2 separate regions of the Mus musculus genome follow, and region 2 is linked to region 1. The links are chromatin loops, found by intact Hi-C in ENCODE. Cell type or tissue: left cerebral cortex. All regions are shown on one strand. Each heading gives the region's core, and the rest is flanking DNA. Links, peaks and the distances in the headings are about the cores only. Region 1 holds the start of Gm36656 (a long non-coding RNA gene). Region 2 has its middle 50 kb from the start of Gm36656.

The links. Hi-C counts contacts between places; a loop is a spot of excess contacts. Peaks named below come from ENCODE experiments on the same cell type or tissue, not always from the same donor. Only the 100,000 strongest peaks of a DNase experiment are listed, where the experiment ranks them.
Region 2: a loop joins it to region 1, with 5 times the contacts of the local background. A loop is called at or near these places in 3 of 42 quality-filtered maps.

The regions. Positions count from the first base shown.
Region 1 is chr7:36,912,146-36,917,528 of GRCm38, reverse strand. It overlaps Gm36656 (a long non-coding RNA gene), which reads right to left and starts at 3,367. Exons shown (of 3, transcript XR_391270.2): 1 at 3,038-3,367; 2 at 2,634-2,802; 3 at 129-539. In left cerebral cortex, for the core only: a CTCF peak has its summit at 2,992; DNase peaks (open chromatin) are centred at 2,148, 3,062 and 4,018; H3K27ac peaks cover 756 bases.
Region 2 is chr7:36,861,497-36,866,879 of GRCm38, reverse strand. No RefSeq gene overlaps it. Among named protein-coding and RNA genes, the nearest start is that of Gm36656, 50 kb to the left of the region's middle. In left cerebral cortex, for the core only: no CTCF peak of the experiment used is centred there; DNase peaks (open chromatin) are centred at 1,998, 2,942 and 4,188; H3K27ac peaks cover 2,519 bases.

The DNA of each region.
Region 1 (5,383 bases), core at 134-5,133:
TTTCTAGGATGGGAACTTGCAAAATCTACACACAGCTGGATTGTACTCAGCCCTCCACCTCTTTGAGGAGAGATAATAAACATGGTCCCCTTGAATACATAATAGTTTTTAACAAAGACCTTTAATATTTCCTCCACGCGTCAGCCTGGCTTTACAGACAGGAACTTGTTCCGACTAAACAGTTTCATAAAGCCATCTCCCATTTGCTCGTGCTCACGGGCTCTCATCTTCCTTTGCCACATTTTCCTTTTCAGCATATTTCCTGTGGCTGTTCTGACACTTGACTGATGACTTGCTTATGTAAAACATAGAAATCCCTTCCCTCGAAGAAGATCTGGAGGCTAGAGATCAGAGGTCAGGTGTCAGCAGGGCTGTGCTTCCTCAAAAGGCTCCAAGAAGTATCCCTGCCATGTTTTACAGCTCCTGGTAGCTGCAGCTTGGCTTGTGGCTGCATTCCTCCAGTCTGCAACCATCTTCGCGGGGCCTTCTCTTCATCCTTCCGCTTTTCCATCTTACCCATCTTCCTCCTCTTCTTCTCTCTGATTATATTCATTGAACAAAGTAATTGGTTTCATAAATGACATCTGCATTCAATTCTATCATGTACAATGACCATCTTCAGCCCAGTCAACTGTCCTTGGCCTTGCTCAAAATATTCCCCCTTCTGCTTCTCTCTCTCTCTCTCTCTCTCTCTCTCTCTCTCTCTCTCTCTCTCTCTCTCTCTCTCTGTGTGTGTGTCCCTCTCTCTCTATCCCTCTCTCTCTGTCTCTCTTTAACACACACACACACACACACACACACACACACACACACACACAGAGTGTGTGAATATATAATATTGGCTCAACATATGACACCAACCATACATTATTTTCCTGTGTGTGCATGCATGTTCTTGTGTATGCAGGAGTATGAATGTGAACATGCACATGCATGTGTATATGTGAGATATGTAGGTCAGAGGTCAACCTTAAGTATTCATCAAAATAACCACCTTGTCTTTTGAGACAGGGTTTCTCATTGGTACCAGGGACTCACCAATTGCACTAGACTAGCTAGTCAAAGAACCCTGGAAATTGGCCTGCCTCTGCCTTCCCAGTTTTTGGATTAGAAGTGTGCCTCCACGCCTGGTTTGCTTGCTTGCTTGCTTGCTTGCTCGCTTGCTTGTTTATGTGGGTGCTGGGGATGAAACTTGCATCCTTGAGCATATGCAGTAAGCACTTCACTCACTGTGCCCTATCCTCAGCCACTGGATTGTTCTTGTTGGATTTTTGGACCTATCTGGATATTCTGGATGCTCTCCTCTTGAGATCTGTAATCACATCTCCAAAGACCCTTTTAGCAGACAAGGTCACACTTACAGCTTCTGGGAAATGGATGGCTCCTTTTGGCTGCCACCATTCAACAAACCACTATATCTCTTCACATGTAGCCCCTTTCAAAACAATGTCTCCAAATGCTGCTGAGAATCAGAAACCAGATTCTAGGAGATGAGCCCACCTCCCTGTGGGCCTACATCAGGGCTGCTTCATTTCTTTGCATTCACTTGGCTTCAGATAGGAGTCTTCCCAAACCCTCTCATTGTGCTGCTCATAGTATAAGAGCTAGTGGTGTCCTCTGTATGTCATTTTGCCTACTTATGCCATAAAATTATATTAGATTTGAAAACATCCGCTTCCAGTTTTGGTTTGGGATTTGACAGACGCACTCATTTCTCTTGTAGCCTTTAGTGTGATATCAAGCCAGGCGCACTCTGTTACTGAGGCTGCATGGTGGTCTCTTGTTGGACCACCTGCCCCAGATGTGAAGCACTATGTTCAACCAGCTCCCAGTAGCCCAATGGTGTTCCTCCAGGGCCCACCACTTATTGGCTGAGTCTTTCAAAGGTTCCTTTGTCTCTCAGGTCTTCTGTCCCTCTCACTATAAAACGATGATGAATTAGAAGCGGGCCAGTTAATGCCTACAGACTAAACCTGTACCGTGACTTGTTTTTTATAAATAACATTTTATTAGAACATAGTCCCACACATTCAGGGTTGTGTATAGTTCCTTTCATGATACAAAAGCGGAGGAGCTGTGACTCAGACAGAATGAATCACAAGTGGTTCTTTATAGCAAACGTTAGCTACTCGTCCCTGGGTCTCTTCCAGATGTATCCTGCTGTGATTCTTTCTGTGAATCATGAGTAGGGTGCTGTGGTGAGGGTGAGGTGAAAAGAACGTGTTGTTGGTGTTGAGCTGGGTGGCACAGGCCTGTAGTCCCAGTGCTGGTGAAAACAGGAGGATCTAAGGTTCTAGGCCTGCCTGAGCTACAGAATGAGTTCAAAACCAACCTAGGAAAGTTGGTAAAACCATGACTCAAGTTCCAGGCCAGGGAAGGCTCTCTATCTCAACAGAAGGCAGATGGCTGAGGAGCAACGCTCTGTTTCTCTGGCTTCGACATGCACGTGCACACACATGGGGGCGCGCACACACACACACACACACACACACACACACAAATTAAAATTTAAAGAGCACCATGAATCTTATAGCTGTACTAGCTTGGATAGCTCTTGTCATGTGGTACCCCAAGACATCTGTGCTCTTGGGGTCCATGAAGTCTGTAAGACCAACCCCTGGAGAAGGTCTCACCTGATCTCCTTCACATTTTGTCTCCCTCCAACAGACAAATAAATCATGAGGTCAGGTGACTTGCATGTCTTCTGAAAGCCCAAGACCTGAGGCAGTCCTCTGTGTCCTCAGCCACCTAAGGACACCGTCTATGTCCAGGACAAACTGTCCCCTCAGGAGTTCAAATCACCTGCGAATGAGAGCAGAGCCCCTGAGTGACTGCCAGCCTCAATCTCTTCTGTACTCCTCTCCTATTTGTTAAACAAATCCCGATTTGCCTTTTTAGGCTGCTCTTGAATTTTATGGCAACATGTAATAAACATCTGACTGCTTTTATTTCTATTTAACTTTTATCTTGAATGTCTCTGCTGTTTCAAACCAAATATTTATAGCATCGCACAGCCGCCCGCAATTCCATTCCTCACCAGCACTGTCATTTCTCCTGCTTGACGCCACCAGCCCAGCGGAGGGTTCAAGAATGTGGGAGGCAAGTGGTCTCTTATGCCCCATGAGATTCACAGCATCTGGGGCTGAGTCACTGTCTTCCTCGGGCAGCAAACAGCTTTGCAGGCAACTCTGGTCCTTGGGTTCAGTAAGGACATCTCCAGGAGCCTATGCAGCTTCGTATATTCCACATCGTCATGGCTCAGTACTAGGCTTGGCCCCGCTCTTGGGGAGATTCCCCCAAATCCAAAGGGACACCCTGTCTTGTTTATTATGGAGTTGACTTGGGGTGTTCTATTTTCTCTGTTAACTCTGAGGCTTTAATCCCCACCCTGCCCCACCCCTACCCCTACCCCATACCTCAGGGTTCAGGAGTCCAGCTTTCTGGTCCACCAGGGCTCACTTCCAGTTGTCACACCCACCAGAAAGTGCTGCCAGCACCACTACAGATCATGTGTTTATCAGGGAGCCCTGCTCCCTGCTAGTCTCTGTCCCACTGCCTTCCTACACCATGACAAACGCCTCTGATGAGCAGCTGACAGAAAGAAAGATATTCTTCTGGCATCATTTCATGAAGGTAAGCGCCTGTTGCTCCTGGACTTTTGGTGGATGTCAAAGAAGACTCAAGTCATTGCTGAGAATCGGGAAGAGTTTCATATCCCAATCAGGAACACATCCTAGTGACCTAAAACCTGCAACGCCATCATATCACTGGGTCCCCAGTTCTTGTTGAAGGAGATGTGTTGCTGGGGGAGGGCTTAAGGTTTCAAAGGCTGTTCACCATTTCCAGTGAAGAACTCATTGCTTCCTGTTGGTGACTCAGGATGTAAGCTCTCAGCTGCTGTGCCAGGGCCATGCCTACTGCCGTGATCCCTGGCACGATGCTGATGGATTCCTATCCCTCTGTTACTGTAAGCCCCAAGTAAATCCTTCCTTCTATAAGTTACTTTGGTCACAGTGTTTTATTATCACAGTCAGAAAGTGACTAATATATATTTTTAACATGCCTACACCAGGCTATGCTGGCACATTTTAGCACTCTGGTTATGCATAGGGAATCCCACACAGAGCTTTGGTGAGAATCTTCCACTTGCTTATATCGACTTTCTGATACTCCAAACCCAGTCCAAGACAAGGTATGCATAGCAACTATACCTCTAAGACAGCTTGGGCAGCCCTAAGCTGAAAGTCAAGAAGGACCTCAAGCCGGAAGCTCTTGAATGCCACCATAATGTCACAGGTGGAAAGTCTATCCCACTAAACTTTGCTTCTTACACGAAATAATTTTTAAAATATTGTATTAACTTACCTCCAGTCTCTGTGTAGAAAGGTAGAGATCGCTGTGACAAAACCTCATGACTAAAAGCACCTTAGAGAGGAAATGGCTTATACATCCCTATCTCAATCCATCACTGAGGGAAACCAAGGCAGGAACTCAAGGCAGAAACCTGGGGGTAGAAACTGAGGCAGAGGACATGGAGAAATGCTGCTCACTGACTTCCTTTCTAGGCCCATGGTCAGCTATCTTTCTTATATTACCCCCCCCTGGCCAGGGCCCTTCTACATCAATCATCGACCAAGACAGTGCCTCATGTATTTGCCTATAGGCCACTCTGATAGAGGCTCTTTCTCAAGTGAGGTTCCCTCTGCCTAAATAACATTAGTTTGTGTCACATTGACAAAAATCTAACCAGAATAATATCATTTTAGGAATACACAAATATTCTCAGCCCCCAAGCTGTTCTGAACTATGGAATACTTTTCTGGTCCCATGCCTTTCAGATTTCAGATATGAGACAGCCAGTTCCTCTTCTCATTCTCAAGGTTTGGATGACCTCCTCTAAGCTCCTCTCTCTCTCTCTCTTTGACATCCACGGAGGTCCCCACCTCTAGCATTCCCCAGATAGTCACTATTATATGCTAAACATTAGTGTCTCCTCTGTGTTTATATATATGTGAAATCTGAATGCCAGACACAATGGCTGTAGTGGGTGGATCTTTGGGGAGGTGATGAGGTCATAGGGGTGGAGTTCTCATAGTGGCATTAGTGACTTAGAAAAGGGATCCTGGAGAGCTCCCTGTTCTGGAGGCTCTATGAGGAAAAAAAGCATCCGAGAGTCCAAAAAAACAGCTTCACTCCCTAGATTTGGACCAGACACCCTGATCTTGGTCCATGAGTCTACAGATTTGTAAGAGACTAGCCTGTATTCCTTTGTGACAGCACTCCAGACAGACCAAGACAGCCAACTTCCACCCACACCAGGGTTTTTCAAACACTAGAAGAGAGTCCACTGCTTCAGAGCTTTTCTGGTCTTTTTAGTATACCC
Region 2 (5,383 bases), core at 154-5,153, 51 kb after region 1:
CATCCCAACGTCCGTCACCACGAGGATGGATAAATGGACCGTGGAGCACTTCACGTGACAGATCACTGTAGGCGTGCTGTGCCTTGATTTAAACATTTCTAAAAATGACTTTGGTTTGGGAAATGTGGGAGGCATTCAGCCCTTCTGCTCCCCGTTGCTGGGGACGGGACTGTCGGTGTCAGTGATGAGAGGTGGCTTTCACAGTGTGAGACAGACCTGGGCTACTGAGGGCTGTGAGATGGTGCTTTGGGGGTGCATTTCTGATCAAGGACAGACCTCCTCACACAGCTCTGGAGACCTTGCGATCAACCTCTCTATGCTTCAGATAGCACCCTGCCTCCAGTGCTCTGTCAGCCTACACTGCCCTGAGGAAGGTGAATCCCACCCCAGGAAGTCTCTCAGATGTATACTCCAGTCATGTCTGGACAAAGGTTCTCTGGCCACTCCTGGGACTCCCATATGTGACTGTGGCACCCCAAGAAACCTGTGCCACAGGAGCCCTTACGAATAATATGTCCCTCTTGGATCAGTACTAGGCTCACATTATAGGAATCCTATCTAGTTATGGAAATGTCTGTGTTTTACTCTCTTTATAGGCCATTCAAAATGTCTGTGTTTTACTCTCTTTATAGGTCATTCCAAAGCCACAGCGGGGTTCTAAATGAACTCTAGTTACTTGTTGTTGTTTATTTAGATTCATTTTCATTGTGTGTGTGTCTGCATGTGTAAGCAAGTTATATGTGTGATGTGTGTGACTGTGTGTATGTGTGATGTGTGTCTGTGTGTATGTGTGTGTGTGTGTGCAATTGCACATGCACAAGAGCCATATATGTATATCATGCCCAAGGAGGTCAGAAGAGAGCATCAGATCCCTTGTAGCTGGAGTTATTAGCAGTTTGAGCCACCAGATGTGTGTGCTGGGAGCAGCACTCAAAACTCAGGTATGGAAGAGAAAAACTCTTAACTGCACAACCATCTCTCTCCTGCTCTGATCTGTCTTAGAACCTACGTTCTCATCAAAGAACATACCCTCTTCATGGGGTAAAAGCCACATCATTCCGGTTTCTAGCACTGGCCCCCAGTGTCTGAGCCAAGACAAGTGCTAATGGATCTTGGGCTGAGCCAACAAGGGAATGAGCAGTAGGGGACCTTGGCCACAGCAGCTGCCAAGTCAGGTGACACCTCCAGCTTAGAGACTGCAAAGACCAAGCATAAGCCACCCACCACCCACCATGGGCTGCTGGGAAGAGTTTAGGATGCACATCTTGCAGCTTGGGAAACTGAGTCTTGGGGAGGCGAGAAGCTACACTCACATAGAGATGTGACAGTTGAGATATGCACTCAAGCTTGCCCCTCTCCAGGATCAATTGAAAGACATAGGACCCTTCATCCCTGTGGGCAGCTTTCAGCACCTTCTTTTGAGATGCAAATATAGAAGCAAAAAGGAGCAATCGAAGAGACCCCCAGCAAGGTATGGTATATACAGTTCCTGGAACCTGCACGATGCTCTCCCTCCAGTCTGGAGCTATGTTGGTCTGGTGGCTGGCACAGCTCACCATGCTCAGAGGTTGTTTGCTTCATTGGTGCAGACATCCCCCAAAGCATCCCAGAGCCAGCTTCCAGTCACCCTGACCAGGACTGGCAGCACTGGCCAGATCAAATCTGCAGTTTTGGTGCCTGACAGGCACCAACTGACTCAATTACTGGTGCTGTTGGGCTAGACTTCCAGAGACACTTTCAGGCCATTTCTTTTCCAAGGTGCCTTGAGGTCAAGGCATCAGGATCCCCATCTAAAGGACCTGGCCCTGGAGACTAGGAAAACCTTCAGTCCCAGTTGGAAACTAAAGCTGTCTCTTCTCCACGAGGCACATCTTTCCTCAAGGCCCTGTGTACTTCTAGTGTCTTCTACTTTACAGTTCTGGAAGAGTCACAGTACCAAATGTACAAAGCATTTCACACTGGGGAGGGCTGGACTCGTCATTCTGGGCCAGTTCCCCAGTGTGGAACAGACTTTTATATAAACCAAGAAGGCTGAGAGTCACCCTCACTTACCCCGCCCCCTAACTGTGCAAGTATCTTCATATTTCAACATGGTGAGGCACAAAGTGTGGATTCAGTATAGATGCCTGGGATACGGGCAGGCCCTCTCCAGAGGTGGGAGGGCCTTGACAACTAGCAAAAGGAAGAGACCATTCTTGAGTGTGTCCAGGAGCCAGGGACATCAGCTCACTGGGATTCAAGGACCAACAAGATCAGTATACTCTGTGATGTCAAAATGTGGTCCAGTGCAGAGAGCACATGATCTGCAGCCGAGCCAAGCCTCCCCACTGTGAAGGGCTAAGTGGCTGGAGACTCAGGCTGACTCAGGGGTGTTCCGAGGAGGTTCCTTTGTGTAAGAATTAGGAGTGAGAAAGACATTTGGGTGGTGCTCTGTAATTAAGTACTGGAAACTTTACCGGCAGATAATCTAAAGATCCTGGGTATGTTTGTGCACTCCCTATCTTTTGCAGTGTGATGCTCTCTTCTACTTTTGGAATCTATCAGCAAAGATTTCATCACTACACATTTGACCTTGGATCTCCAGAGCCTGGTGTTATCCAACCTCACGTGTTGTATTACAGCAATACAAAATGAACTGGCATGCTCTGCCACGCCGCTGCCTGCTCCATTTCCACGGGGCCATCAACGCTACATTTTGGGGGGTTACTTGCCCTTAGTCTCTCCCTTACAAGGATGTGTCTGATAACATTTGGGGCTCACGCAGATAATCCAAGATAAACTGCTCTCAAAAATCCTTGAATTGGATTTCCCCTGCAGTGTAAAACTTGTTCTGACTGCCATGTAAGGCAGTATTCACAGGTTCTGGGTGTTGGGGAACAAATATAACTTTGGGGGCTAACACTTGCATTTATTTTTTTTCTTTAACCTACTGAAGTTTCTGCCTATGTAAGTTGTGCGTGGTGGCATTCTTCCATAGTTTTAGCATTCGGGAGGCTATGTGGGAGGGTGGTGAATGTAGAAATGGCCTGGGCTATGTAGTGCACACTGAGTCCAGTGTAGATGGTAGATGGTAGTGTAGATCTCGGAACCTAAAAGGGCTAGAATTAAACCCTATTCGTGCCTCAGTTTCCTTATAATACCAGCTTCCTAACAGGAGAATCCATGTGAAAGGGAAAAGAGTAAACCTAGCTTGGTGATGCTGCTGTGGCTGCTGCTGCTGCTGCTGCTGATGATGGTGATGATAGTGTGAATATGGCTATCATCTCTTGAGCCCCCTATATGGTTATTCCGCATTCTAAAGGCCTTTACACTAGCTCTACAAGATGGAGCAGTGGAGGCTGTTTGAGATTTGGGAGAGCCACATGTGGATCGAATGCATAACTGGCTGCCAAAACACATAGTGTGGCAAAGCACCTGTTCCCTGTGATATGTGTTCCAAGTTTGTTTGTCTTCCCTATCACCCTGTGAATGCCTTTAGATGAGTTGACCTCTGATGGTTGATGTATCAAGGTTTGGCACTGTCTGGCAGAGTACTGGCCACTTAAGGATTACTAAATTGGTGAAATGGATAGATAGGTGAGTAGATGAGTTGATGGATGGATGGATGGATGGATGGATGGATGGATGGATGGATGGATGGATAGATGGGTGGGTGGGTGGGTGGATGGATGGATGGATGGATGGATGGATGGATGGATGGATGGGTGGGTGGATGGATGGATGGATGGGTGGGTGGATGGATGGGTGGATGGGTGGATGAATGGATAGATGATGCATGGATATATTCATACATGAATACATGGACTTATGAACATATGGATGGATGCACCAATAGCTTTATGGGTGGATGAGTGCATGGACAAATAAATGGGTGGATGAATAGGCACATGGGCATGTGGATGCATGCATAGATGCATGGGTTGGTGGGTGGATGGGTAGACAGACAAGTGGACAGGCAGATGGACAGGTGGATGCCTGGATGAATGGATTCATGGACACATCAACAGACAGATCAACAGACAGATGCGTGGATAATACCCTGTTCTAGACAGCAAGGGCAGGCCGCATGCCCACTCTTCTCAGCCTGCCTCATCACACACATTCAGTCAGTGCTGGTGAAGGGCCAACACAGTAGCACGGTGACATTTCTCTTTCCTCTGGTGCACATTTCCTCACGTCTAAACATGGGCTGAAAAACATCCAAGCTTTTCATAGCGATTTAGTTTCCAGAAATTTCCAAGCCCTGTCTCTGAAGCAAGCCATAACAGCTGCCTGTGCTGGGTCTCCACACAGCGCAACACAGCTCAGAATTGCTAATCGCCTTGGGATTGCTGTTACCAAGTGAAAACACAGAGCAGCACCAACCTGTCTTCCCACTAATGCAAATTCTGTCCCCCCAAAAATGTTGCTAAACATCATGTTGGCCTGCCACAGATGTTCCTTCGCTCTCTCTGATGTGAGAGATACTGGAAAGCAGGAGCTGAACGCCTTGATGGACTTCCTGTAGCTTTGGTGATAACTGTGGTCAAGCCATTCTCCCAGCACCTGGATCTGCTATCAATCTGGCCACCCCCCTGTGGGGAGGTTCACACTGGGGCAGGAGTGTAATTCTGTACACCTTACCACTGATCACAGCCAGAGTTCAGAGTGAGACCTTTCCTTAAAAACCAAACCAATCAAACCAATAAAAAACAGTTCAGCACAAGGGTTGGTGTGGTTTGGAGGGTCACAAGGAAGAATCCTACCTACTCTTCCTGGCATTTAGCCCCTCCCCTTGACATGCGAGGGGTAGAATAGATGGACCATCTGCATGGGGGGGCCCTGTGTGCCCTAAGCCACAATAATATCACTCCATCAGGTCATTTGTGCCCTTGAGTGAGGAGAATAGATCCTCCTGGGTTTGCCATTAAAATCTCTTTATGGAGTCTACGACAGCGGGAAGGGAGGGGAATAAGGAAGGAGGGAAGAGAGAGGAAGGGGTGGGGAGACTGACCTGCGGTCTGTGGAGGGAGAGCTGGGACTCAGGGAAGCACTGAGGAACCAGGCAGCCATTCTCAACCTGAGGTTCTGCATCTCCACAGAGGTCACGTATCAGGCATTCTGCATATCAGAATTTACATTACAATTAATAACAGTAGCACAATTACAGCTATGGAGTAGCAATGGCATAATTTTATGGTTGGGGTCACCACAACATGAGGGACTGTATTAAAGGGCCGCAGCATTAGGGAGGTCGAGAAGCACTGGATGAGACGAATGTCCAGAGCACCACGCTGATTGCAGTCAGAAGCAGAGAGCACCTGGCAGAACTTGTGTCATGTTGGCAGACTTAAAGAGCCATAGGAGCAACAGAACAAGGGGGAGAAGAGTGGAGACGCACACG